Regions from separate parts of the Homo sapiens genome. Here region 2 is linked to region 1. Evidence: read pairs that join two places in POLR2A ChIA-PET (ENCODE). Cell type or tissue: OCI-LY7. All regions are shown on one strand.

Region 1 (8,000 bases):
GTAGGTTGTCCACTGAGGTCTCCTACCAGACACCACCACTGATGTATAGTTCACACACAGGCAATGTCAGCACTGATGCTCCCATAAAGCCCCCATGGTATCCAGTTGTGGACTATGAAAACGTCCATGCAGAGTGGAGGAGAGGAAGATGGATCTCCCCATCTCACGTTACACCCGGTTAGAGAACTCCCAAAGAAGTACAAAGGTCTCTTGCTGTTTTGGCATCCATTATGCCTGAACCCCACTATTTTAGTGCATTTTATTGAAACAGCTATTTCCACTTCTGGTTGGACACCATCTCTTTCTTATTTAAGAAGATGTGGATCTCAAGAATAGGGCTGGGGCAGGTTCTGTGTGATGTCACCACACTCTACTCATAGTCACTCCTTTTCTCTCATGGCCCACACTTTGTACTGGAGTCAGACTTTTCTGCCTGACCTTGTTTTCTTTATAAGTTATCTCCAAAAAGACTCCTCAGCCCGCTAAAAGTAATATCAGAATGGGCTGGAGCAGTCCCAGATGGATGCTGAGGCATGTTTGAACTTGAGATACAGACACAGTTTAGGCTCATTCTGATGCTTATGGAATAAAGCTGAAACCAAAACCCAGGATAAATTTTCTGTGCTCACCTTGGTAGAGAAGCGACATGAATACAAATTAAAATGCAGAGAGAGGTGCCAGAAATGGGGAGACCAGTTAGGAGGTGAAAATGCTATGCAGATAGGAGAGAATGTGTATCCAAACCACCATCACAATGTTAGTGATGCTCAATATTTGCAACTCATTTCATCGGTGTATTTTTTAAAAAATTTTTATAATATGGATCAAAGAAAGCTAGAGTCATACGGATGTTAGTAATCTAAATTTACATATGAAGAAATTGAATCTCAGAAATGAGACATGACCTAAGTGCAAAAATCTGATGGGATATAAAGCCCTGTTACAATCTAAGTAACAGTGATACGTACACCTGCAGGACAATTTCGATTATGAGAAGTGGAGATTTTGGTTTGGGATATTTTAGCTTAAGTTTTGATAAGAATTTCAAGAGGACTAAATGGGCATAGTAAAATGGCCAGAGCCTTATACTCAGTGAGAAGGCATAGAATACAGTCCTACCTGCAGAAGCAATGTTTATACCCCTATTTCCCGCATTGATATTGTATTGTTCATAATTTCACCCATTCATGTCTCTCCAAGTACATTAACACTTGGAAAGTCCAGGGACTGTATCTTTATCTTTTTAAAATATCACAGTGCCTAACATGGGGCTAGGTACAGAGGTCTTTAAATTGAGGGGGAAATAGACATCAGACAATTCCTTAGTCCCTGCAAATTTTCTCTAAATAAAACTGTCTGCAGCATGTAAAATATCATAAATAAAGGCTATGTGATTTATTGCTCTTGCCATGTTGCAAAGAAAACCTCTAATTATTAAAAAATATATATACAAAAAAAGAACGTGACCCTGCAGCAAAAATACAGAAATACTATGTTAACCTGAAAGTAGACTGTTAGAACTCTTTTAGCAAAGGAGAAGGGGAAACAACCCCAGGTCCCTCACACTGGTATCGGTGTGTGTTCAGCTTCAGGCTGAACTTACTGCACGTTTATTGACCTTTGAAGTTACATTCAACACCTAAGTAATTCCTGGCACAGCTGTCGATTGAGCTCCATTATCAGGGCTGCCAGTATATCCACATGAGTTACTGCATTTTTTCTTCAGCCTTCGAGACTCAATTATCCTGGAACCAGGAAGAGATACCTTAGCACAAGTGGAGGTGATATCCCAACAGCAACGATCAAAGTTAGAATTAGGGGATGGGCAGGGGCCAATAATAGAGACAAAGTTATAGATGGGTTATTCCTCTGCAGGATCCCTTTGCTATCGATCTACTGACTCTTCTTTCGGGTTGAAAGATACCCTAAATTTCATCCAAGTCAACTCTGCCTAAACCAAATACCTCCAATGATGAGGTGCTCACTCACCTGAGCTAGGTGTTTTGAGCCCCAGCCCCAGCCTTTTTGCTGCATCACACTCTGGGATCACCTATTACAGTGAAACAGGACATCACAGGCTCTGGCCAGTGATGAAGGACATACAAGGATGACTTTTGTGATGAGACGGCAAGAGCCTAATCTTATATCCATCACTGTTGATGCAGGGAGGATGTGGCAGGTGTTCTGGAGAAGGAAAGCAAAGTGCGTCTGCTCAGAGACTGTAACAGCAAAATCCAAGATGTGAGTAATTAATCTCTGTTGAGCTTGGAGAGTGGAGGAGAAACTGGGGCAAAGTAACCAGGCAATTCAGTTAGTCTGTTTCCCTTGAAAAAAATAACTCAACATTTTTTTTTTGGTTTGTTACAACAGAGCTTTCTTTATTAATGCTTTTTGTTTCATTGCCTCACAGTACAATTCACCAGGCATGAGGAACTCCTGAGCCCCCAGAAGGATGCGATTTCCTTATCCTTCTAGCTGTCTGTCATTTCAACTCAAAAAGTGAAAAATTGCTTTAAGAGCAATACAAGTTCTTGGAAAAAAAGGCTTTGTGTTGAAGTTTGCTGTCAAACTTGGATTTTTACGTAAAGGCCAGTTTTTCTACTTAGCGGACTCAGGGTCTATTTTTGCTGCTAGCTGTGTAATCATGAGCAAATTGCTAGTTTCCGTTGTATTTTTTTTTTGTAAGATGTGTTAAGTATCAATCTCTTGGATGTCGAATGACTATAAGAGCACATTGATGAGGTACTGCCAAATAGAAATAAAATGAAAGCCATGTATAGAAATTAAAATATTCTAGTAATAACATAAAAAAGTAAAAGGAAACTGGTAAAATTAATTTTAATATTATATTTTATTTCATCTAATATATCCAAAATATCATTTTAACATATAATCAATATGAAAATTATGAATGAGATATTTTATAGCTTGTTCACACTAGATCTTGGAAAGCCAGTTTGTATTTTTTACTTACCACCCAAATCAATTCAGACTAGCCACATTCAGTTGCTCAACAGACACACATGACTAGTAGCTATAGTATTAGACAGTACAGCGCTACATAATTATTAATTATGCTTTAAGAAAATATACATCAGGGCCCTGAAAAGAGACAAAAAGTCATCAATATCATATAGATATTTTAATAATTAAGAGAAAAGGAAATGTTCCTTTTTCCCCCAAGATGATAAATTCAACTGTGGAAGAATAATTTATGAGTTCACTTGAGAAGGATGGTACAGTAAGTTATTAGCAGCTATTAATTCTTCAGGGAATAGGCCTCTCAGAGCTCTTCCTGCAATTGGATTTTAAGGGACAGAAAGATAGAGGAACAGGGAAATAACATTAAAATCTTAGAGAGAAGTAAAGCCTGGAGGTGGAATAAGCAGGCAAAAAAGACAGGCCGAGGGACTCTGCGAAAACCTTGTCAACGTCCCAGTGTCAAGAGCCTCAGTTCCTAAATGGGTCTCCTGGTTTTCTTCTTTCTCTGATTTTTAAATAGTTATTCCATCGTGCCGTTAAAATGGTACAGGATGCACTAATTTAAGGTGTGTTTAACTTAGAACTGTTTTATAACAATGCAACAGGCTTGATGTGGGCTGCTTGTGTTTTTCAATGCGCAGAGGCCTACATGGCAGGCAGCTCCTGAAGACCCAGGCACCTTTGGTTGAAGATACACATTTATTCTTCGGGGAACATGGAAGAGGAAGTGAATAGCTTAGCACTGGACTCAGTCCCTGGGGCCATTACTTTTGCGGGTGACTGCCAGGCTTGAATTAAATGTATTTCCTTGCTCAGTCATCTAGGGCATATCCCTCGTGCCCTTCTCTGCACCTGGGGTTCTATTTCCAGCCTCTAAGCCTCTGTGTCCTTTGGATGCAAATTTACAGCTGCTTTTGGGGTGATGGCCCCACTTCTCTGGGTGTGGGTGAAAAATATCTGCCAAGAACTTGGGTTGGTGTCAAGCTATAAACACAAAAATGTTATCAGGGCCAGGTAGAAAAGTTCATTTATTTTCAAGGAAACTGAACCAACCAAGCAACATGCAAACAATAGTAGGTAGTAATTAGCAGTAATTAAAAAGTAATGATGATGTCTTTTTAGTATAGTCCTGATCTCACCAACGTGAAGTTTAACAGTGTTGTTGGAGTTCTAGATACAAAAGCAGAGCCTCAGTTCCTAAATGGGTCTCCTGGTTTTCTCCTTTCTCTGATTTTTAAATAGTTATTCCATTGTGCAAGTTAAAATGGTACAGGATGCACTAATTTAAGGTGGATTTAACTTAGAACTGTTTTATAGCAATGCAGCAAGGCTTGATGTGGGCTGCTTGTGTTTTTCAATATTTTGTTTCCTCTTGCCTTTTCTCTCTCCTTACTGGGGAAGAAGGTTTTGTGTGTGTATCTAGGGAGAAATAGAACAGTGATTCTCAACTGCAGTTGATTTTTCCCACTCTTTCCACAGACATTTGGCAATATCTAGAGACATTTGCGGTTGTCAGGAATCAAGTAAGGATGCTACTGGTATTTCCTGGATATAGCAATATTGAGAGAAGCTTTAAATGGTAAGGAGGAGCTAACTATTCAGAGGGGGATAGGAAGATTTTTCCAAGCAGACAGGCATCAAGAGCACAGGCAGGTGGATGCAGGTGGCAACAAGCTGTTTGGTGTAGCTGATGTATAAAATATGAAGCAAGGAAGAGCAGCTGAATCAAGTGCCACTCAATTCCTAAATCAGTCCTCTCCAATTTCATTTAAATCTGGTTCAATCCCATCTCATTTGTGTCTCATATGCCTCCTATTTGCCTAATCTTGCACTATAGCCTGTGGGGAAAATGGCACACATGTGAAAGGTGATTTCTGCTTTCAGGTACCCTGAGCACAAACAGAGAGTCAGGAAGCAAAGGGGCCAGGCCAGCTCTGTGACCAGACCTCAGACTACTCTCTACCATGCAGCAGCCTGCAGGCCCACTGACCATTGTCCAAGCTTAACCTCACCTGAGAAGTTTTGTCCCTGCATTCCATGACCTGGAAAACCCTTCCCCCAAAATTGTGCTTGCTAATTCCTTCTCAACCCAGAAGTCACCTCCTCAGCAAACCTTCCTTTAAATGTTTAATATAATTTGCCCTCACCCCACCCTCTGTTTACTGTGTTTTGCTGTCTTATTTTCTTTACAGCACTCATCACTATCTGAGATTACCTTTAGGAGTGTGTTTGTTGTTTGTTTATTGTCTGCACCCTACTACACTCTGAGCTCCAAGAAAACAAGGGTCTGGTCTCTCTAGTTGAGTGTCGTTTCATCAGTACGGAATGTTGTGCCTTGAACCTGCTGACTCTCAATAAATATATTTGAAAAGAGAAAGCATTTGCCTAGGAAATAATCAAACAGTAATTAATAACAATTTCCTGGCACAGTTGAATGGCCCCAGTTGGGCCATTCTGATCATAAGTGGGGCTCATATAAAGGCAGGGGAGAGCATTCTTAGAAAATTCCTGGGAGGAAACTAATAAGTTCAGCGTGTGTAGCAATTCTTCTTTATTTCTTCCCACCATGGAATCACTCCCTCTCCTTTTCCTTATCCCCTTTCTCCTCCTCTGGAAGGAGACAAAGAAAGCAGCCCTCAATTAGAAACGTTAACTCAGTCATCTGCTGGCAACTCTTCCCAGGCAGGGCAGGACAGCTGGGTTCTGAATTCAACCTGGATTTCTAGATTTCTGCTGTTTCGCTTTGCTTCAGGTGCATGCCTGAAGATTCAGGGTCTCTCTGCTTGCCAGGTTGGCATCTGGATGATGAACCACTCTTTCAGGCACACAGAGGGAAAATGTCTGACATAATATGGAAGTGGTGGCCAAGCTCAGGACAGATCATGGGAGGAAATGCATCTGTGCAAACTGCTGACTGACTTGCCCTCAGAGGAAGTGGAGAGTGTTGTGATAAAAGGGACCATGAATGGTCAGATGGAGTGGTATGTTGCTTACGTGCAGGGTATTTGTAGGAGTATGAGCCAAGAAGGTCTTTCTCACACAATTTTTCCCCAGCATAGGAATTTCCAAAAGTCATTTAAAGATAGTGTGTCCAAAGCATATTTTTTCCTCATGACCCACCAATACATTTAATCCCTTCCATCGCCAGTCTTCCTCATTTTCATAAGTGGCATTACCATCTACCTATTAGATGCCAGGACAAACCCTGGGAGGGCTCTTTGATGCCTCTTATTTCCAACATGGTCAATCCACCTCCCAAATGGATCTAGCATCAATCTTCTCCTCTCTATCTCCAACACCATCATCCTGGTCCAGGTCAACATCACCTGGAACCTGACAGTAACAGCCTATCAGGTTTTTGGCTTCCATTCACACTCCCTGTGTTCTTTACACAGAAGCTGAGATTACATTGGAAAGAAATAAATGACATTAGCCCACTCTGCCTACCTTTTTGTTCTATGGTCTCTGGTTGCACTTGGGAAGAGCAAACACATCAACAAACTACTTGCCTGATTTAGTTTGCTTCTACCTGAGGCTGTAACCTCACCTCACACCCCCTTGCTTCTGATTGTCTACTTGCTCTGGATCCTGAAGAAGTCAAGATTGTTCTCACCTCCGGGCTTTGCCTCTTGCTAATCCTTTGGGCTGGCGTGCTTTTTCCCTTGCTCTCTGCATGACTTGCTCCTTCTTATCATTCTGGTCTGTGCTTAAATGTGGCTCACTCAATGAAGTCTGCTTGGAGTTTTCTCCTCTTGGCACATAGTCTCTGTCCTCAGTTACTGTCTATCACATTACACTATTTATCTCAAAGCTATCGTGTAAAAGACTGGAAATGATACTAGTGAAAATGCTTAGTGCAGGCTGGCATTCAAAGGCAGAAGGGTCCCCAAGTTCATGGGTCTTTGTTCTCTCAGCCCTTGTGGATACCCCCTGCTTATTTCCCCCTTTAAAGGAAATCTCTCATGCTATTTTTTTCTCCTTTGTGAAATTGGCACAAGAGTGACTTTATAGTGTGAGATGCACTCTTTGGGCTATTTATGAGGCACCAGGCATTCTGAACTGAGGTGTGGGTTCTTTGTCAGGTGATGGGAAACTATAGCTGCCCAGAAGTTCCTTGCCCCATGGGAATTTTCAACAGTTTGGGAGCAGCCTCTGCCACTAAAGAGGGAGACACTACTCTTAGATAAATCCTTGCCAGGTTATTAGGAATGAGCCTCTGAGGTTATCTGTAGAAAAAAATTTGCTTATTTCTCCTAATACTTGATACTTGTTTATTTATACGCTAACCTGGTTTTTGTCAATCTCTCCTACTAGAATGAAAGCCCCTTTAGGGTAGTAACCCTGATCATTTTTTTTCACTGTTTTATATTTAGCTCATTTCCTGGACTGTAGTAGGTCCTCCTCAAGGAATATTTGTTAAATGAATTGAACTGAATGATGTAGTATCTGAAATGCCAACATAAGGGTACCTTGTAAATAGGACTAATATTAGTGAGATTTAAACATCAATATATTTACATTCCTGATCATCCCTTGTTTTGCATAGGTATCTACTTGGGTCAATCAGTAGCATCTCCTGGTCTAGAACTAGGGACATCTCTGCTCTATGTTGAGGCTTAAAGTCCATGACAAGTCAGTCATCCTCAAGTCCAAGATTAGTTAAAAGGGAAAAGGATTTTCTAAATTTAAAATTTTAAGAGCAATGCCTTGAGGTTTTAGTGATGATTTTTACTATAAAAATAGCATAGTTCGATACAGGATATAACATCAGAACAGAGTCTCCAAAACTGAAAACGGAACTAAATCTTCAGGCAGGGACTAAGGTATTATGATGTCTGATCCCTGAGAAGGATCTCAGCACCCCGCTCCCTTAGGCCTTACACTGTGCTGTTTTTAGGGATAATATTATAAAATCTCTGAGGAGAAACCCAGGAAGATGAGATTTTCCAATGTGGTGCTTCTTTCCTGCCACACTCTGCATGGTGCGGAAGTTGCATATTCATTTAAAAGGGAGGCGT
Region 2 (8,000 bases), 120 kb after region 1:
GAGAACAAATATAAATCCTAGGGAGAACCCTCATAATAACTCATGCTCATATGTTGTCTGACTGCAGTGTTTCTGTTAAGTTCACAACAGGTCTAATGGGTAAAACAGACTGTCAGCAGGTTGAAAGAACAGCATTTGAGATAGTTGATGGGCAGGAGAGAGCACTTTGGTAACTAACATCAGTTTGCCCCTCTTAACGTGGGTAAAGAATGAATCCACAGAGCTGTGATGCTGGTTTTCCTATAACTCATAATATTTGACAAAAACTGTCTGAACCCCACTTTAAGGATGTAAGGAGGATCAAGCAAAGTCTCCAGAAATGTAAAAATATTCTGTTGCTTGAAAGATAAAGACTAGACTGAAAAATTAGAGCAATTGGGCTGCTCTTTTATCAATTTATCCTGTAGCTTGGGAAACATTTTCTTCTGTACAACTAGTTCTTTCCTCAGCTCAGGAATATTTTGCTCTATTTTATCTTTGTTATTTATTAGTTCCGGCTTTTTCTTCTGGATCACATATCACTAAACATGTTGGCTCTTGGGTCTCTGTCCTTCAGTTTGCGATATGCTCTTTCATGGATTTTGACTCTCTTTCTTAGAGAGAGCTCTTCAATGGATCTTCCGTATCATCAAGCCTCTTTTGTGGAATCAGTTATGCTTTGTGCTGATAAAAATATTAATTTAATTATTTAATTGTCCTTTGATTTATGCTGCGATTCTTAACTTACTTATCTCCATTTTCTTTCCTTTTCATAATTTTCCATTTGCTTTAGTAACCCCAGATGCCTGAGGTTAGTAAGTTTTTGGGGAGACATAGCCATTGATCATCACGGCAAAGGAAATCACATCTTTTCTGTTGCTTTTTGAGATTGAAGAAGCCATCTAACTAGGGGTCATGAATAATCTGTGACTGTTAGTTTGTATCCTCCAAGAAGAAGCAGACCCCAATATGGGGTTACACATGAAATAAATGTATTAGAGAAAACATCTGTGAAGAAGAAATGGGAAGGTGCTGAAGAAGGTGGAGATAACCTTCAAGCCACATTCTTAATGCAGGTCTGATCCCATTGAAGGAGAGACAGAAGGAAGGAGGCTTGGGCAGGAAAAGTCTCAGACTGCAGCACGGTTCTAAGTAAGTGTCAGCCAGGCCAACTGGAATTCCACAAGCCAAGGTGGCTTGCCAGAGGAGTCCCATGTCTCCTCTGCACTGGTGTTCCTGAAGCTCTTAGGCATTGGCTGGGAAGAGCTCATGGGTGTGAATACAATAGTGAAGTCAGAAAGGCAGCTGCTGGGGCCGCCTGTCAGTTATGCTTCCACTTGGAAGAGCTGAGTGGCACATTTCCATGCCTGTCACAGAGACTTTGTTCAAGCTCCTTCTCTGTGCTGTGCCAGTGATGAGATTGCCACCTTTCCACTGGCTTTCTGCCTGGCATAGCTTTTAGCAAATCTTGGCAGCATCATTCCTTTCAAATGCTACTTATTCTCCCTAGCAAAGTGGAAGTCCAAGGAGGCTGTCTTGATGTCCTGGGGTTGCTTTTGTGTCTTTACCACCATAATACTGCACCTTTCATGATGCTGTCGGAGAAGGAAGGTTAGAGTAGTGGCTAAGAGTTTTTGATTTCAAGTAAAGAAGCCCTAGGTTCAAGCCCTAACTCTTCCATGTACAAGCTACTGTGACCTTGTTCAAGTGATGTCACCTGTCTAACCTTCATAATCTTTGTGGCCAAAATGGGTCATAAAACCTCTTAGAGTTGTAAGGATGAAGTGAATACATGTATTAGCACCTCATGAAGAATAAACATTCAATAAATATTACCTATTATTGTTTCCTAATGCTGCTGCTTTACTCAGGATGATAGATTCTAAACTGGTCTTTAGTTCTTTCTTTCCACATTTTTACTTGTACTTTATCTATTAGAAGTCCCAACCTCTAGAAGCAATTACCTAATGTCATTCATATTAAGCAACAAAACAGAGGACTCGGACCTGGGAATGTCGGATATGAAAGTCTGTAGTCTTAAAGGACATTCTCTTTACCTTTCCTGTGGTTTTGGTGTTTGAATAGTATTGAGTCATCTTTTTCTAGATTGCTGCAGTGCCTATACCACCTTCCCCACATCACCCCCCACCACCACCACTTTTATGCTCTGTCAGTCTAGATAATAAAGACCTGGAGTGTGGGGATTTGTATTTCTGACTTCATTTTATCTATGAATGTCCGAAGTCCTTTAGAAACAGAATATTTAAATCTCAAATGACCATTTCTGGGTTCCATACTCATGTGGAGGGAGAGGTTATTTTCTCAAGATCTATTCAAGAATTGGAACAATCGTATCCATTTTCTGATGTGAATTACATAATATGTTTCTATAGCTCTAGTTTGCTAGGACATCTAGGACTGGGCAGGCCTAATATGAATGATTTCCTAGATGACCAATTTCTTGAAGTGAGAGATCACGTACACTATTATTTCTCAACAAGGTGCTGCTGACATTTTGAACCATAGAATTCATTTTGTATCATTGCAGAATGTTGCCAGATAATTAATAAGCATCTTTAGCTCCTACCGACAAAAGCCAAGCAATGCTTTCCCTACCTTATTCCCCAAGGTACTATTTCCATACATTTCCTACCACCTCTGGGTAGGTGTGCTGTGGTTCTTGGTTAGTGCCACTGGATAGGTTAAGCAGTCCTTCAAGGAAGGGGAAGGTCTTGAGGGGTGTCCACAGTTTCTAAAAGAGATATTATTGATGGGAACAGAGCTAGATATTTGCCTGAGATATCAGAAAGATTTTGAAGGAGGTTGTGAGATGAAAAGGAATGGAAACAAATCTTATTGTCAGATATTACATGTCTGATTTATTGGTCAGACTTAGTGATGCATCCTTGCCAATAAAGTATTAGGTGACATCTGGGAAGAAGGGTGTTTTGTATTCTTTTATGTGATGGTCAGTGAGGTGTGGCCACAAGAGGAGACAATGGAGAGGTTCAGGAAAAAATGAAGGTTATTATACTCACAGGTCCTAGAAGACAAGGAGGCACAACGTGCCACACAGGGCCACACAGGAAAGACACCAGGGTGGTGAAAGGGCAGAAGACAGGAGTGAGAGGATGGTTTCAGCCATTGCATTTGTTGGGGTCAGCAGGAAAGGCAAGGTGGGGCAGGTTGAATAATTTAGGATTGGCTTGTTTGAATAACTGGCAGGCTTTGGGCTATAGGGGTGGCCCCTACTTGCCTGCTACTTGGCCCTGGGATGATTAAGGCAGAGGACTGTTACCTCTTGGGGTGGTGGGCCAGGTAGAGAAGGTATGGCTCTGGTGGTTATTTTGTTTATCAAAGGCATACTCCTGCTGGGTCCTTTACTATCTCTTAGAATTGGCTTAATCCGGGGAGAGGCAGTCTCTCCCCAGCTAAGAAGGTTTTTTAATGTGTTAAAACATCACATTGTATTTATGCATCAAAATATCACCCTGCGCCCCATAAATATATACAATTATTATGTACCAATTACAAATGATAATATGAGATGGGAAGGGAAGGAGAGAGGAAGAAAAGTTGGATAAAGGGTATAAAAACACAGTTTGATAGAAAGGAATAAGTTCTAGTATTCCATAGTATAGGAGGGAATTCATAGTTAACAATAATTTATTGTATATTTCAAAATAGCTAGAAGAGAAGAATTGCAATGTTCCCAATACAAAGGAAAGATAAATGTTGGCGGTGATGGATAGTCCTATTACCCTGCTTTGATCATTACACATTATATACAGGTATTAAAATATCACATGTGTTTTGTACAACTATTATATATCAATAGAATTTTTAAAATAAATTATAATAAAATTATAATATACAGTAAATTAAAAACATATTCACAATATAATGGGGAAAATTCCAGGGCAGATCTATTAGCAAAAATGTAATTGTATGTAATTTTAATAGAGTGTTACTATAATCTGAGGCCACCAAAATTTCTATAACCACATTCAGATTTTCTCTAGTTAAGATCTAAATAAGTTTCAGGTTATTGAATGGGTTTTCGAAGCCTAGACAGTATTTTTCCTCCCAGAGGACTAGTGCTTTGTCAGAAGGTTTTTAAATTCCCTGAACTTCAGGTGTTGTTTAAGAGAAAAGGGTCCATAATAAACATTTGAAGTTTAATTAGGAAATTCATGCATTTTAAATTCCCCCTTGTTCATGCTATTTGTCGGAGTACTTGTGTGAAGGAACTGTCCTTGGAGAAAGGGAAAGAAAAAATCTTTTATTAAAATTGAAAAACCTTCATGTTTATCATTCATATTTACTTGGAGACCAAGTATGAAAAGTTTTAATGTTGAAGAACTTTCCACCAAGTTTTTATGAGCAAGTAAAGCAGGGATATGAAATTGAGTTGTAACCTTAACTATGAAGTTGACTGTTGCAAACGCTATTATACTGGGATTCTGTTATATCAGTGGTTTTATTTGCACATTCTCTGCTGTATATTAAAAGCTACCTTTCTCATTGTGCTTATCTCTTAATGGTAAATACTTTCAGAATATCCTAGCTGTTAATAGCAAAAGTTTATCGAAAATCTTCCTCTCCCAGGGTGATGTGGTAAAATTAGTTTCATTATCATTAGTTTGCTCATTTAAAAAATGTTGGAACGCTTGATGGTGGTAGTAGTAGGTAGGTATCAGCTTCAAATCTTCCCTTAGCTGTGCTGCACAGAATTTCAATTGTATAGGCTTCTTATTTGAGAAATGTTTCACTTCCTGGCAAATTTAAATAGTCATTTAATGCTATTCTTATTGAAGAAGGCCACCTGGAAATCATGCTCATTTCATGGTTGAATGTCTGTATTGCTGCCACTGCTGCTGCTGTTTAGAGTGGAAGGGACTGATGCTATGAAGCTGTTTAAAAACCTAAGCTAAGGATCTGAGTGTGTTTGCTTATTTTTTTTCTTTCCTCCCTTCTCTTTGATTTTATTCAAATGTAGATGCTTTTGACTTTCTCAATATTGTAATTTTCATTGTAGTGTCAAAATCTTGGATGTAAACTAAATGATATAAACATGTAGGACATTTTTTTGTCTGAATATCAGCTACTGAGAAAGATTATGACATTTTTTCTGTGCTGTTTTCTCATTCCTTAGGGCAAAATATTTTCTAGTTAGGAATGAAGCTCTTTGAAGAAGGACAATGTTTTCTACAGGTTTGTTGAATTAAAACATTAGCCAATTAGAAAAAAAAAATCACCATTATTTAAAATAGTATAATTATAAGTGTATGTTACTTGAAAACTGACATCTATTTGAAATGCCAACATTTTGAGTGTATTGAAATGATAAAAATATTTAAATATATATTTATTAAAAAATAATGAGAACATATGCCAGTATTTTTTCCTCTGTGGTCTAATTATATATAAACATATTCAATAGGAAAAATAAAATTTGATACCTTTATTAATATTTCAGAAAAGAAAGACATCAATGTAATATTGTGAAGTTGTAGGGATTGCAATAACAAAATCTCATTATATGCTAAGAGTTGTGCTACATACATAGAGAGAACTAAAAAGTTGTAATCACATGCAGCGTTTTAACCAATTTAATGTAAATAAGAAAGAAGCAATGTTAGAGCCCTTTATTCTGAGCTATCTCTGAATCTCAACTTTAAGTCTTATTATCAGAACTGGGTAACAAGTGAACCCTTAATCTAATAAGAATGAGAACCCATGTGTTATTTAGAAGTGTTGTTTAATCTCCAAAGAATTAGGGATTTTCCAGCTATCTTTCTGTTATTGATTTCTAGTTTAATTCCACTGCGGTCTGAGAGTAGACGTTGTATGATTTCTATTCTTTTAAATTTTCCGGTGTTTTTTATGACCCAGAATGTGGTCTATGTTGGTGAATATCCCATGTGAATCTATGAATAATGTGTATTCTCCTATTGTTGCATAAAGTTGTCTGTAGATGTCCATCATGTCCAGTTGATGAATGGTGTTGTTGAATTTCACTGTCTTTATTAATTTTGTGTCTGTTGGATCTGTTCTTTTCTAATAGGAGTGTATTGAAGTCTCCAGCTATAATAGTGTATTTATATATTTATCTTCACAGATCTATTAGTTTTCTTTCACATATTTTAATACTCTGTTGTTAGGCACATACATGTTAAGAATTATTATATATTCTTGGAGAATTAACCCCTTTATAATTACGTAGTGCTCTTTTTTATCCCTGATAAATGTCCATGCTCTGAAGTCTGCTGTAACTAAAATTAATATTGCTACTCCTATTTTCTTTCAATTCATGTTTTTAGCTTGGTATAATTTTCTTCATCCATTAACATTTAATCTATGTGTGTTTTATATTTAAAATGGATTTATTTTAGACAATATATAGTTGGGTGTTCTTTTATCTTCTGACTCTTTATCTTTTTATTGTGTGTGTGTGTAAATATGTATGTATATATACACATACATATCTTTAATTTTTATTTCAATAGCTTTGAGGTAAAAGGGGTTTCTTGTTATATGGATGAATTACATAGTGGGAAATTCTGAGATTTCAGTGCACCCATCAGCCATAGTGTTCATTGTATATAATATGTATTTTTTTTTTTTTTTTTTTTTTTTTTTTTGAGGCAGAGTCTCGCTCTGTCGCCCAGGCCGGACTGCGGACTGCAGTGGCGCAATCTCGGCTCACTGCAAGCTCCGCCTCCCGGGTTCACGCCATTCTCCTGCCTCAGCCTCCCGAGTAGGTGGGACTACAGGCGCCCACCACCGCGCCCGGCTAATTTTTTGTATTTTTAGTAGAGACGGGGTTTCACCTTGTTAGCCAGGATGGTCTCGATCTCCTGACCTCATGATCCACCCGCCTCGGCCTCCCAAAGTGCTGGGATTACAGGCGTGAGCCACCGCGCCCGGCCAATATGTATTTTTTTATCTGTACTCTTCCTTTCACCCTCCCCCTTCCAAGTCTCTAAAGTTCATTATATCACTGTGTATGCCTTTGCATACTTATAGCTTAGCTCCCACTTATAAGTGAGAAAATAGAATTTTTGGTTTTCTACTCCTGCGTTACTTTACATAGAACAATGGCCTCCAGCTGCATCCACATACTGCAAAATACATTATTTGGTTCCTTTTATGCTGAGTGGTATTTCATGGTGTATATATATAACGTTTTGTTTATCCATTCATTAGACAATGGGCACTTAGATTGGTTCCACATCTTTGCAAATGTGAATTGTGCTGCTATAAGCATACATGTGCAAATTTCTTTTTAATATAATGATTTCCTTTTGGGAGAGTAGATACCCAGTAGTGGGATTGCTGGATCAAATGGTGAATCTACATTTAGATCTTCAAAGAATCTTCATACTGTTTTCCATAGAGGTTGTACTAATTTATATTCCCGCTAGCCACGTATGAGCTTTTCCCCCTCATCCACACCAACATCTATTGTTTTTTGACTTTTTAGTAATGGCCATACTTGAAGGAGTAAAGTGCCATCTCACTGTACTTTTAATTTGCATTTTCCTGATGATTAATGATGTTGATCATTTTTTCATATGATTGTTGACTATTTGTATAGCTTCTTTTGAGAGATGTCTGTTCATATTCTTTGCCTACTTTTTCATGGGATTATTTATTTTTTTCTTGCTGATTTGTCTGAGTTCCTTGTAGATTTTGGATATTAGACCTTTGTTGGATGTGTAGTTTGCAAATAGTTTCTCCCATTCTGTGGGATGTCTGTTTACTCTGCTGATTATTCTTTTTGCTGGGCAGAAGCTTTATAGTTGAGTTAGGTCCCATTTATTTAGTTTTGTTTTCATTGCATTTGCTTTTGGGGTCTAAGTCATGAAATATTTACATAGGCCAATGTCTAGAGGAGTTTTTTCAACTTTGTCTTGTAGAATTTTCCTGGTTTTGGGTCGTATATTAAAGTCTTTGATCCATCTTGAGTTGATTTTTTTATAAGGTGAGAGATAGGGATCCGATTTCATTCTCCTATG

The links. ChIA-PET counts read pairs that join two places held together with the same protein. Peaks named below come from ENCODE experiments on the same cell type or tissue, not always from the same donor. Only the 100,000 strongest peaks of a DNase experiment are listed, where the experiment ranks them.
Region 2: POLR2A ChIA-PET joins it to region 1 with 6 read pairs; 1 of 35 experiments calls an interaction of 5 or more read pairs at or near these places.

The regions. Positions count from the first base shown.
Region 1 is chr2:79,007,476-79,015,475 of GRCh38, reverse strand. No RefSeq gene overlaps it. Among named protein-coding and RNA genes, the nearest start is that of REG3G, 14 kb to the left of the region's middle. In OCI-LY7, no CTCF peak of the experiment used is centred here; DNase peaks (open chromatin) are centred at 2,195, 3,815 and 5,895; H3K4me3 peaks cover 1,923 bases; H3K27ac peaks cover 3,328 bases.
Region 2 is chr2:78,884,438-78,892,437 of GRCh38, reverse strand. No RefSeq gene overlaps it. Among named protein-coding and RNA genes, the nearest start is that of REG3G, 140 kb to the left of the region's middle. In OCI-LY7, no CTCF peak of the experiment used is centred here; a DNase peak (open chromatin) is centred at 4,797; H3K4me3 peaks cover 1,981 bases; H3K27ac peaks cover 2,158 bases.